2 separate regions of the Homo sapiens genome follow, and region 2 is linked to region 1. A link is a contact called in ENCODE Hi-C or POLR2A ChIA-PET data. All regions are on one chromosome and are shown on one strand. Each heading gives the region's core, a stretch centred on a gene start or an enhancer-like site at or near the end of the contact. The rest is flanking DNA. Distances are from core to core; before and after follow the strand shown.

Evidence for each region. A loop is a pair of places that touch in the nucleus more often than their neighbours do. ChIA-PET counts read pairs that join two places held with the same protein, here RNA polymerase II (POLR2A). Pooled maps may share reads with other maps.
Region 2: a loop to region 1 is called in a map of OCI-LY7, with 8 times the contacts of the local background. The contact joins the promoter of LINC01814 here to the enhancer-like site in region 1. A Hi-C loop is called at or near these places in 1 of 168 maps with a recorded cell type or tissue (OCI-LY7), 3 of 37 single-sample maps with no recorded cell type and 5 of 50 pooled maps. POLR2A ChIA-PET finds 5 or more read pairs at or near these places in 1 of 52 experiments (OCI-LY7).

Annotation. Positions count from the first base shown.
Region 1 is chr2:8,231,758-8,238,767 of GRCh38, forward strand. The region is part of intron 7 of LINC00299 (long intergenic non-protein coding RNA 299); the gene reads right to left. Among named protein-coding and RNA genes, the nearest start is that of LINC00299, 93 kb to the right of the region's middle. Within about 2 kb of position 3,199, at least 4 of the 41 ENCODE cell types and tissues checked have a DNase peak (open chromatin) inside an H3K27ac peak, as active enhancers do; they include OCI-LY7, where a contact is called at or near this core.
Region 2 is chr2:8,581,598-8,587,862 of GRCh38, forward strand. It overlaps LINC01814 (long intergenic non-protein coding RNA 1814), which reads right to left and starts at 2,195. Exons shown (of 6, transcript NR_110257.1): 1 at 2,120-2,195. RefSeq lists a silencer at 2,086-2,455 and enhancers at 2,133-2,812, 2,813-3,491, 5,735-6,265.

The sequences.
Region 1 (7,010 bases), core at 1,949-4,448:
AGCTATTCTAATCACAGAAATACCAAAGGGTACATTTCATTATGACAACAGGATCAATCCAACGAGAAGACATAACAACCCTAAATGTGAACACACATAATAATATAACCTCAAAATATATAAATTTAAGAATTGGTAGAACTAAAGGCAAAATAAATGAATTCACAATCACAGTTAAAGACCGTGAAACACACCCCAGTAACTGATGAAACAAGCAGCCATAAATATCAGTAGAGACACTGGAAATATGAACAATACAAAAACATGTGATGTAATTAGCATGCATAGAACACTACACCCAACAACTAAAAATACACGTTCTTTTCAAGTGCACTTATTCTAGGGCTAGCTATGACCTACTACTGAGGCATGACGCATTTGGTATCTCTGAATGCCCCAAGCATTCAGTGAGGCCTACTGACTTTGGCTAGATAGAATCTGAACATCTCCCAGACCTATGCCAGCTCTAGGAATCACAGACTTTACATCTTCCCTGTCCTTCTTGCCTGGCATCATGGAATTTCATCCTCTGCATGTTCACTTTAGTGATCAGCAAGGGAACCAAGAGAAAACCAGCACAGATCTCTGGCACTCTTTCCCTGCATGGCTCCTTCTAGTACCCTGTCCCACCAGTTCCAGCATCTCCACCACCTTGAGCCCTGGTCTCTGTCTTCTCAGCTCAGCAACACCACCATTCTCTGCCTGGAATCCTCTCCCTACACTGAGGTTGAGAAAGTGCTTCCAGGCGGGAATCCATGGCTGTTGGTTCACCTCATTTGTTTCCGTTACCTGCAGTCTATACTCCAGGGTCTGACAACAGTTGTTTCATAGAGTTGATTCAATTTTCTACTTGTTTAGAGCAGAATAGTAAGTTTGGGCCCCATTATTTCACTATGGCTGCCTGGGTTTTTTTAATCCCTTTAAAATATTTTATTGATCATTGATGTGTATGGGCTCACTAAACAATTTTGATAGAAGCATTTTTGTCCAGTTTCACCATTCTAGTACTGTTCATTTTTTATATTGCTGAGAATATACTTCATCTTTGTGATGCCATATACAGATCAGCTCACACAAAGTCATTAGGCTATGAAGGGCAGAAATCTTAGAATCTTGCAGTAGTTGAATTCAGATCTAAAAGGGTACTTAAAAGGTCTATTCCAACCCCTCATTTTCAAAAGTGAAGTAGTAGAAACTGACTAATTGTTCATTGAATCTGTTTCCCCTTCTTCCTGGCCAAAACTAGTATGTATTCACCAGCCTGATGTGCAATTAAGTATGGCCATGTTACTCATTGCAGCCAATGAAATGTGAACAGATTCTTCAATTCTTTCTTCATCTACCAGCTCGATTACTGAATGACCATGTGGAAGTCTGGAGAGCAATAAGAACACCCAACTGGCCTTTGTACAAATAGGCATCCTATCTACTTTTAAAGTGTGAAACCACTGGGAGTTGGCAGCTGCTCTTACCTTCATAGATGCATAAATGGGAACTGATGCCCAGAAGGGAAAATGACAGAGTCCATCAGTCTAAGATACTTTTCACACCCAAACTGTTTCCATATTAATTCTATAGCAAGGGCCAAGACCAGGCCTGATGTGTTGTTGAATCATTTTTCAGTACCTACAATAGTGCCTCTTCTTTTTCTTTTCTTTTTTGAGATGGAGTCTCATTCTGTCACCCAGGCTGGAGTGCAGTGGTGCAATCTCAGCTCACTGCAACCTTCACCTCCCGGGTTCAAGCGATTCTCCTGCCTCAGCCTCCCGAGTAGCTGGGACTACAGGCATGTGCCACCATGCCCATCTAATTTTTGTATTTTTAGTAGAGACAGGGTTTCACCATGTTGATCAGGCTGGTCTTGAACTCCTGACCTCTGATGATCCGCCCGCCTCGGTCTCCCAAAATTCTAGGATTACAGGCGTGAGCCACTGCGCCCAGCCAATGGTGCCTTCTTAATGTAGCTTTTCAATTTTTATATACTATATGCCAGTAGAATATGATGAAGGGAAAAAGGCTCATTCCCTTTCCGTATGCCCTAAAATAGCAGGGCCCAATCAGTAAATACCTTCATAACGTTTACCCCAAACATATCTGGCCAAGCACATGAAAGGGAAAAAGATCTTCATCAGAAATTGTAATCCAGAGTAGGCTGGGGGACTTTTTATAGTAGTGGCTATTTGCCCAGGAATTTTTAAAGAAGGGTAAATTATGAAGCTGAGCGAGTAATCAAGTACACCTTCATCTGAAGATTTAAATACCCATAGGTAGTACTCTGTGCAGAACTCACAGATGCCAAAAGTCAATTGTCTCTACCAGATAAGGACCTTGGTCATGTAACTTAGCCTCTGTGCAGCTATCAACTGGTTGCCCTTCAACTCCAAATCCACCTTTCTTTGACCTGCTTTGTAATACTCTAAGACTCGGCGTTGCCCTCTGAATAATGGGACATGACATTGACACTTGCTTTCTCTATGTCAAAGAATTCCTTGAGGATCAAACACAGCTGGGCACCAACGCACTGCATATGGTGTCAACAAATCACCTCTGTGTTATTATCATCAGCACACTCGCCCCAATCCTGGGGAACTATTTCATGTCAATACTTCTCTCACAAGAGGGAATTTCTGTCCCGGAAACATGTCAGCCCTGATGACACACAGTCATATGGAAATAGGAAGCTAACAAGCATTTCTCCTCTCTCCAGTCAAAGCAGCTGTTTCTACACCCTTCTGCTTTTGCACCTGCCCCCAGTGCTGTAAGTTCTATGGAAATTCCACCCTGGTGTCAGCTCCACACTGAGAGGAAGGAAGGAAACTCTTCCTCAGGTCCCTCTGACCACTGTGGGAACCAGTGGTCATCAGGGTTGAAATGTTTCCATGTTCAGGGGATGTAGGATGGTTTTCTCTCCCTCTTCTTTTATTGAAATAAGCTCTCAAGTCCTGTCATGAAAAGGTAAAGCTTTCCTTTACAGGTAAAGTCCTGCAAGACAGGGCTTGAGAGCAGCACCATTTCTGAGGCTATTTATACACCCACAGTGCCCAAGGGTCAGGTGCGGCCATGAGCATAAAGCCAAACGACTGAGCTCTGACAAGGCTGACTGATCACTCTCCGCAGATTAGTTATTTTCAAGGCAAAGAAGTGCAGGTGCATGGCTTCCTGCAACTGAAATGACTTGCCCAGTGAAGACAATGCAGGCACATACGTCGTGCTTCTCTGACACAGCCAGTACAGTGCAGAGAAAGTCTCTAACCACAAGCTGACCAGGCTGTGGCCTTGTGGCCCCGGAGTCCCAGTCTCCCTGCCAAAGCCCAGATTCATGGACCCCACGCAAAAAACAGGTGTGAGGCAGTGAGGGCGGTGAAATGGTCTCTATTGTTTTTATAATAATCTCTTCTCGTTTTCTATACGGCAGCTTTCATTCAGTCCATTAAATGCAATTTCCTGGCATCACCCAAGCTTGAAAGGCCAGATCAAAAGTACAGAGTGTCCCAGCTGTGTGGTCCTCGTTCAGACCGAACATTAACCACAGCCCTTGCAGATGATTTATTCCATTGGAGACATGGAGACACCCTGTGTGCTTCCTCTCTATGGGATTGGCTTTATTGTTCTCCCGGCACTCCAGTTGTGCAGACATTTCCTTCATGTGCTCGTCTCTCCTACAACAAAACAATTTTGCCCCTCCTTTGATTTTACACCTGTAGGGCACATAAATGGGGAGGACCTTGTGGAGCTGGGAGAGCCCATATAGCTCTGACAGACAGACAGACACACTGCCTGCCTCTGTGAAGAAAGTCCCTTTCAACCTCATGTTTTGGGAAATGTAGTAACTCAGAAAGCTGAATTCTGTGCCAATGATCACATTTTAAGATTATATTTAAGGAACCTAAAAGGGAAGATGCAATATGCTTGGTACACAATAGGTGATAAATAAATAGCAATAGTCAAAGTAATGGGGAAGGGCAGGGTGCAGTGGCTCATGCCTGTAATCCCAGCACTTTCGGAGACTGAGGTGAGTGGATTACTTGAGCCCAGGAGTTTGAGACTAGCCTGGGCAATATAGTGAGATGTCATCTCTACAAAAAATTTTAAAATTAGCCAGGCCTGGTGATGTTTGCCTATAGTCCTATCTGCTCGGGAGGCTGAGGCGGGAAGATGGCTTGAGCAAGGAGGATGAAAGTTGCAGTGAGCAGAGATCGTGCACTGCACTCCAACCTGAGAGAGAGAGTGAGACCCTGTCCCAAAACAAACAACAAAACAAAAAACAGGAAAAAAGGTAACGGGCGTTAGAGGAGCATGAGGGCTGAACCAAGGGCCCTGACTGTGACTGCAGCATTGGGCGATGGCCCCTAGCTTCGTTAGAGCCCAGAATCAGTGTTTGTTTATCTTTTAAGTTCATAATCACACTCATCTTTAACATTTTCTTACACCCATAAAGAGGTGGCAGAGGAAAGAGCACTGGACTAAGGGACCAAGTCTAAGGTCCTGTTGCTTTTCCTCCTTAATCAGCTCAAGTCATCTACCCGCTCTGGTCCCTGTCTGTTAAGATCAGGAAGGATAACCCTGACCTCCTACTTCCCAAGGGTTGTGGCAAAAACTAAATGAGACCAGGAAAAAAAAAAAAAAAGGCTTCAAGAAAGGTAAAAACAGTAAGTGGAAAAAGTTGTTTTTATCTATTAAACAAGATAACTAAAAAGTGTAACGAATCGTTTGGCAAAATCTGAATTAGCTCCAGAATCAGAGCTCTCCATGAGGACAATTGCTTTTCCCCTTCAAACACTTGCATGTGGCTATTTCAGCTTTATGGCCCTTGTATGTGGCTACTTCCCTATGACAAAGCCAACCACTCATAGGTAGAACTGCTCCATAAGCAGGCTGTCCATCTTTCCATTTGAGTTTTCCTTGAAGGAAATCAAACCATTTTATCCCATACTTTGAAATGGCTGCTGCAGGGCAGGCAGACTGAGGTGGGGGAAACTTGCATCTGTAGAGAATCTCCAGTGATGTAGCCAGGCCTTCTCTTTCTAGGTCTTTCCTGGATCTAGGAGAAAAACTGAGAGTCTGTCACCTTTAAAAGCCTGAAAAGAAGCAGCATCTACTCTCTCTGAGGGCTACTACCTGAGAGGCTTTGTCTACATACTAAGGTCACCTTTGCCACCCAGGCGTCTTCCTTTTCCTTCTCACAATCTGTCTTTCCACTAAATCCTAATTTACCACCATAACCTGTTTGGGGCCATGCTCTGAGTCCACATTCTTTTTGCAACCTCAGGAAGCTTCTGTACCTCATCTGGGCTTGGGGCTTCATTCTGAAGTTTCCCGTGTATACATGTGACATAAATGTGTACGCTTTTTCTCCTGTTAATCTGCCTCATGGTAGTGATTTTTCTGCAAACCTTTAGGGGGACAACCCTTGAGCCCCACACCCTCCTGGAATTTTCTACCTCCAGAATCAGGTAAACTGCATCCTCTTCCTCCAGTCTGACTCTTTAGTAACAACTAAAGCTTACCAAGATTTGGCTGCCAAGAAACCTCTGCATTTCTGTGGAGTTTCTTGAAGACCCTACTATCAGCAGAACGCATAGGAATGGGGTTATAATGGTAGACCAACAGGCAGTAGGGCAGATATTTTGGCTAGATGAACTGCCCTCTATTCATTCGTGCTCTCAGCAACCTGCTCCTCCTCCAAGAACTCTGAATACAGCCTCATTTCAGGAGAAACTCATTTTCAGGAGTTTTGCTGCTGTCACAAAAACTACTGTCATCTGAAACATTCATAAATAGATTTGCCTGCAATTAAGCGACATGAAATAAATGGTGAGGCCAATGATACCAAGAGAAGAGAAGATGTCATCTGTTTGTTAGTTTTTTTAAACCAATGAAGCCAAAGCTTTGGAATGCCCAAGTAAAAATTCAGTGTGTGCAGTGGAAGGCAGCATGACCCAGTTCTCAAACTTTCTTTGCTCAAAGTGCCCTAGCATCTCTGTAATTTGTTCACAGTGCCCTTGTGCCAAAAGAAATTTCTAATGGTTCCCCTTATTAAGTACTTCTTCGGTTATAAGCGTGTATGTCCTAGGAAGCTAGAAGCCATTTGAAAAATAAGACACAAATTGAAAGAAAAGAGGCCATTTTTATTTCATTCTAAAATAGTTATTTACTAATAGCTGTATATATCCTTAGGGCCCCACACAACTTCTCAATCCCTGGACTCAGAGTGGACATTGCTACTCTCATTTCCAGTTTCATACTGATTTTTCCACAATAGGGACTTTTTATCTAAGCCACTTCCAAAAATCCAGCTTTGCAAAGGTATGTTATTAAAAGGAATACAGCAGGACCCACTGTTGAGACTGAACCATCTCAACTAGTAGTCCACACACTGCCTGACAGATGTTGAGTAGCACTGTGTTTCCCTAGAAAACTGAAAAATTTTCGATAACCTGCAGGGCTTGTCTGCATTCACTATAGTCCACTGGGCTGCTTCAGAGCAGGACTAAGAAATCACAGAAATCACAGAGCAGGACTGAAAGATCCCTGGGTGGGGCAACTGAAGGCCTGGGTTCAAATCCTGACTGCCTCCAGCAGCTGTGCAACCTAGACCAAGTAGCAAACCTTTCTGGGGTTCAATTTTCTATGTATAGAAGGGAGGTGAGAATCCCTAAAGCACAACTTACTCTAGAATTCTCCCCTATAAAAGGGTAACTCCAAAGTAATCTGCACATATTTTCAAAAAGATACAGAGAAAGTGTGACCATAAAACTATGCTCCAGTTTCCCAAACCAGTCTACAGATCTCCTTAAAACAGAGACATGAGCTGTGACCACGGCAATTCTGATGTGGGTCTGAGATGGGGCCCTAAATGTGTATTTTTTTAAAGTTCCTCCAGATGATTCTGTTGCCTGGATTAATTTGGGAATCATTTCCTACTGACAACACAGCAAAATCGACAGCCTCGTGCTCCAAAGCACCAAGTCAGCAAAAAATGTTTGTGCATATTAAAATCTATCTCATTA
Region 2 (6,265 bases), core at 945-3,444, 350 kb after region 1:
GAAGTGTCCCTGAGGCACCTTCCAACCCTGCATCCTATGAGACTGCCTTATCAGCTCACCCTCTAGGATGAGGACATCCTGGCAGAGACACTGATAAGCCAAGGCCAAGGCCACAAAGGAAAGGGAGGGGCCGATGGAGGCCAGACCTGGAGATGTGGGAGCCAGGGCACAGGGCCCCAGCGCTAACTTTTGACCACTGTGGACACACACTTCAAGTGCATCACCTCAGCAGCACTGGTCCTGAGAACTCTGGGGAGATGGCAGGCAGTCCTCTGGCTTCCAGGGTCTACTCATACGCTAAGCTCAAGATTGCTGGAGCTCTGAAGGGGCTCTGTGCCACACTGCGGGCTCCTTCCACTGTTTCGGGCATAGCACTGAACCCCGAAGAAAGTTCCAGGCCTAGTTCTGGAACCTCTAGCACATCCCTGAATTTCTCAGAGCTTCAGTTTCTTCCACTGCTCTGCCAAGGGAAGGGAGTCACCTCGTCACCAAGGCATCGTCCAGGTCTGACACTCCATGACTGTGATTCCATTTGGTTTCTTTAAATCCCATTTTTACTTCTTGCTTTAGCACTAAAGCAAACTCCAGGCACTAAACTCAGGAGATGGGCCCATCTCTTTTGCCCCAAGTCCTAACACTCCAGAAAAGGCATCTGGAGCAGTCTGTTCCTTCTGATGCAAAATAAATCCACTGACACTCATCCTCCCTGGGCACCCAGGCCCAGAGCCCAGAGAACAGGCGGCTGCCTAGAGGCATCAAGGCCACCAGCCTCTTTCCCCCTCCACTGCCCTTTAAGTCCTTCCCTGGGCTTGGCTGAGGAGGCAGCAGGGAAAAGAGGCACAACTGCAGGAGAAAGGAGGAGGGCGGGTGGACGTGGCCAGACCCAGGAGGCTGCAGGGAGCTGGGACTCAGCACAGCAGCCTGGGAACTCCACTTTCAGCCTCGGCTAAAACCCCATGCCCAGAGTTCCTCAAAAAGCCCCTCAAGTCCCTCAAAGGCCCCAAAACATGCTGGGTGCTGAAGACAATGGCCTGCAAGCTTCACATGAGAAACTGAGACCCTCTGTCCCCACTCTTCCAGCAAGTTGAGGCCATTTTCTAGGAATGGTGAAGTCAAAGAAGCTGCTCTTTTCACATTACTCAGAAACACGCACTACCCCCAATCACAGATGCCAGCCATGCACAGGGGCCCGTTCTGAAGGCAGGGGCAGGTGCACCAGCCCAGGAGCCCAGAGAAACTACAGCCAGCGCTGCCTCGGCTTAGGGAACCTGCGGCCGGCTTCCTGGGTACAGCCATCGTAGGAAAGAGGGCCTTTCCTCAGCCAGCATCCCTGCCCCTTCCTCCACCACCTTCCCTCTGTGGGACTGCTCCCAGGCAGACCTGGGGCCTCAGCCAGCATGGGCAGGAACTCCCAGAGGACACGGGAAGGACTCCTGAGGTGCGGACTGGAGGTATGGGCGCCTTGCAGCACAGGGCCTAAGAGGAGAGAAGCAGCTCAGCCTCCCCAGGTGGAAGGAGGCACCCCTTTCCTTCCAGGACAGCAACCTGTTGGTTTGTCCCAGGCCTGGTCAGGTGGGGCGAGGCTGCTCCTGGCGAACTAGGGACTCCTCTGCCCAAGCCCCTTCTCAGGGGAGGAGACCGGCATCCTACACACCCATGTCCACCATCCATGAACATTTACTGATCTCTCAGTAAGTCCCAGACCCTGTGCTAGGGTCCCTGCGATCACGAGCTCATAGACCAGATAAGCGCAGAGAAAGTTGTAATTAAACTACCCAATGCAGAACAATGACCAGCCCAGGTCAGGATACAGACCCAGGGCCATGGCTTAAGCAGCAGAGGGCCTGGGGCGTGGGCGGGGGTGCAGGGGAGGGAAAGGTCCAGAGAGAGGGTGTGACCCTGCAGGTCCGGCATAGCCAGGCATGAGGGCACTCCAGGTGGGAATGTGCCGCCCCAACCCCGGGCACCCCCCGGGGAATCCGGCGCCCGGTGACACAGGCCGCCCTCTTTGAGGGCCTGGATTGAGGAAGTTGGGGTCAGAGCTCCAGACTGGAGTCCCTCTTGCTGAATTCCCCTTCCAGACATCAGAGGCAAAGAGGAACCCTCATTCAGAGACCACCTGCACCAGCGCTTCCGGGCTGGGTCAGAAAAACAGGTCGTCCTCGCCGCCCGCGCCGGCGCCTGCAGCAGGTTCCTCTTCTGGGAGCCAGCACGCAGCCAGAGCTCCAGGGAGGGGGGTGCACCCCGGGGGTGGGACCCACGGGGCGGGGCCAGGCGACACCTCGCCCACTGCCGTGACTATGCCCAGCCCCAGCCAAAGCCCGCCCACTGCCGCAGCATGCCACGCCCCCTCCCGGCCCGCCTCGCAGGGTCATGTTCAAGGTCCTGCCCACCGCTCCTCCCACAATCCAGCCTCAGGGAGGGCCTCCAGGCTCACCTTCCCAGCCTCATTCCGCACAGCTTGCTACTCTCCACACGCACCGCCTCCCGTCTCCAGGCATACCAGCCGACCTGTTGGTCGCCTCTTTTCAAGTCCCCCTCATTGCTTAAGACCTTTCATCATTCCTAGGCCTGTGTATAATCTTTCTCTCTTTTACACCCCCCGCCCCTACCCTGGCAATCAGGGCACACATCGAATCCTGCCGGCTACTTTAACAGCTTCAGGCAGACCCCCATGGTTTCCTCCCGGCGAGGCACTTTGAAGTCCTGAAGAAATAAGTGTGAGGTGGTATGAGAGGGGCTCCTCGGTGACTTCCACAGGCCTCCATATCAGGCCTTCCCCTGCAGAATTCCATGGACCTCTCGGGGGTCCAGGACTCCTTCACAGCAGGGAGGCCCCGAACAGGAACCTCGGGCCCTGCCTCGGGATCAGCGGGATCAGCGTTCCTCCGGGGCTGACTGGAGAACTTTCCTTTATCTGCAGGACCCGCTGGGGTCTCCCGGGCCTAGGCTTCCCTCGGAACTGCATCTCGAAGGGCAGCTCAGCTCGCACTCCGCGCACCTACTGTGTGCTCTCTAAGCTGGACACCAGGAAAGCTCTGCGACTCTGCTGTGAACTCTGGGGTCAGTGAGACCCCGGGGTCAAAAGCTGGCTCTGCCGCTCACCATGGCTGTGACCCTGAGAAAGTTGTCTAACTTCCCTGAGCTTCGGTTTCCTAAGCTGCAAAATGGGAACAGCAATCGTTGTCTGTCTTGCAGCCTTGTTACAATGGCCGAAGGAAAGAGCATGGCACGGAATGGGTTCTCAGTTAGAGGCTACAGAATACCCAGCTCCTCCTGCAGGTGAAGAGCACCAGCTCTGAGCCAAATGACCTGAGCTCACACACGGGCTCTGCCAGACACTGGTTGCATAACCTTGAACAAGTTTCCTCATCTTTCTGTGCCTCGGTTTTCTCATCTGTAGAATGGGCATAACATGGTGCAGTGTTTCTACTTGGGAGGGATAAAAATGGTCTGGAAGTTGATAGTGGTGACGGCTGCACAACCCTATGAATATAATTCACATCGCCAGGTTCTGATATGAATTATAAAATATAAATTATAAAAATGATAAGCTTTATATATTTTTCCACAATTTTTAAAAATATGCCAAGAAGCAATGGATTGTACACTTTCAATGGGTAAATTGTATAGTACGTTAATTTCTCTCACTATAACTGTTTTTAGAAAATGTTAAGAATGGAGATAATAATAATGTTACCTACCTCTAAGGGTCATTAGAGGAGAATGAATGAGTTCACACAGTGCTTAGAAGAGCTTACAATAGTGACCAGCACAGGATAAACCCTTAACTGGTGTTGACTGTCATATCAAATATACCTCATATGTCACTTCGTTTCATCTCTGAAACAACTCTACGGGTTAAAATGTATTTTTCCTTATTTTATGGGCAAGAAAATTGACAATCAGAAAAGTTAAGTCACTTTTTTTTTTTTTTTTTTTGAGACGGAGTCTCACTCTGTCGCCCAGGCTGGAGTGCAGTGGCGCGATCTCAGCTCACTGCAAGCTCCGCTTCCCGGGTTCACACCATTCTCCTGCCTCAGCCTCCTGAGTAGCTGGGACTACAGGCACCCCCCTCCACCACGCCCGGCTAATTTTGTTTTTGTAGTTTTAGTAGAGACGGGATTTCACCGTGTTAGCCAGGATGGTCTCGATCTCCTGACCTCGTGATCCACCCGCCTAAATGCTGGGATTACAGGTGTGAGCCACTGCGCCTGGCCAAGTTAAGCCACCCATGTGGAAGTTGCAGAGCCAGGATTCAAACCCCAATTACGTCTGATGCCACAGTTAGTCCAGGTCTTGGGGAAGATGTTGAGAAGATGGTATGTCGCTGTCTTACCTGGCTGAGTAGCCACAAGCAACAAGCCAAAGGGCACCCTGAGGGGAGAACACTGTGGCTCTCAGTGGCCGCCTCGGGAGAAACAGCAGCAGCTACACCTGCAGGTGGGGGGTGGGGAAAGAGGCTGCGGTAGGCAAGCGAGTGGTGGAGATGGGGGAGGATGCAACTTCCCTGATCCATTTAGAACTGAAACGTCCCACTCACTAGTGCCACCAGCTCCCACTATAGCCAGTGCACCTGACATGCAACAAGAGCTTGAAACCGCGTCACCTTCCTGAGGAAACAGAAGCATGACGGGGTTTGGGGATCGGTGAGAGTCTGGGTTTTCTGGGGCCTTTTTCATTTTGTTTGAGGATCCTTTTTAAATTGTTATTATTCGACCCACTCAGAAATGCCTGAACTTTCCGCTTCCAAGTTGGCTGGAAATCACCTCACAGGGACGTTGCTAAGTGAAAATTAAAGTTCTTGACATTTGAGATGTCATCCTGCTCAGACACGAAAGAAAAGGTCACCAGTGTAAAGGGTAACCCATGAGTGGTGAGGTTCCCACAGCAACACCCAAGTAACACCAGATACCTCTGAGATTGCTGCTATCAAGCCACAGCCCCCAGGAGCTCCCAAGCAGGGGGCCTCCCCCTTGGCTGGAAGAGCAGGAGAAGATTCTGGGCTCCATGAGAGGGCTGGCAGCTGTAGAGGCTGCCTGGCCTGGGATGCTCCATTCCCCTTCAGGATGTCCAGCTGGGCTGGACCGGCCTCTTCCAAAAGTGGAACTCGCATTTGACCCCTGGGGGAGGCCATGGTAGATCTGAGGGAGCCAAAGAGGTCCCCAAGCCAGTCCAGGAGGCAGGACAGGGGCCTGGAGCCAGGAGACAGAGCAGTGGATTCAAAGCCAAAGGGGCTGGGTTGATTCACTTTCTTCTCACGGCAGCCATCCGAAGCGAGGGCTGCTGTGATTCATGGTGGGGGAACAGCTAGAGCCATGGGGCGGCCGGTGGGACCAAATCAAAGGGTGATGGCCAGGCACGAGCGCTGCCAGAGGTGGCCCGTGCCGGCCTCACAGGGCAGCGAACGGGGTCCGGGTCAGGTCACGCCTCAGGAGCCAGAACAGCTCATGTCAAACCAAGACAAGGTGTGAACCAGGTCAAGATAGCTCACCTTCAAATCTGAAAACAGCCCCACGTTGAGGACAGGTTTGCAGCAAACCTAAAACCTGGAATTTGAGAGGTCAAACACAGTCCCAGTCTAAACACATTTGCTTTAAAGTAAGAAAAAGTGAGGTCTGGAGCACATCTGGAGTTTCACATCTGGAGTGCAAGTGGCACCGTTCAAAACGGGACTTCGCGTTTGAGCCCAAGGCCCCCTCGGCTCCCTGGTCACCTCCCCGACCGGGGGCAGAGCAGATGAGCTCCAGACAGCCAAGGGGGCAGCACTCCAGCTTCCTCCCCTCCCTCCTCCCAGGCCTGCAGGGGAGAGGAACTTTCACCCACGTGGGGGCCCCTCCTCCACTGCAGCTCTTCATCTTAGAAAGATGCCAGGTAGGATGTAACCTGTGGCCACCGCGGCAGCACGGCCACCCCATCCTCCTGTCCCGACGGCACAAAATGGCTGCTGGGTCCTTCTTCCACTCTGCAAAGTAGTTGGATCTCCTTCAGCAGTGGTCCTCAGACCATGGCTGTCCCCTCGGTCTCCAACTTATTCTCTCCCTCCGGCCATCTTCCAACAGCCTCCTAGCTGGCTCGCAGTGACATGCAGCGTGAGCTACCAGCCCTCCATATCAGGGACCCCCCAATGTGAGGGCCGCAGAGCTGTGCCCAGGGCTTTACCCGAAACCTGAATGCTTCAGGGACCAGGCACAACCAGGTGAAGCCCTCCAGGGCCTCTCGCCTTCTCACGTAAGTAGTGCTTCAGTCCTGAGCTCCGCCCTAG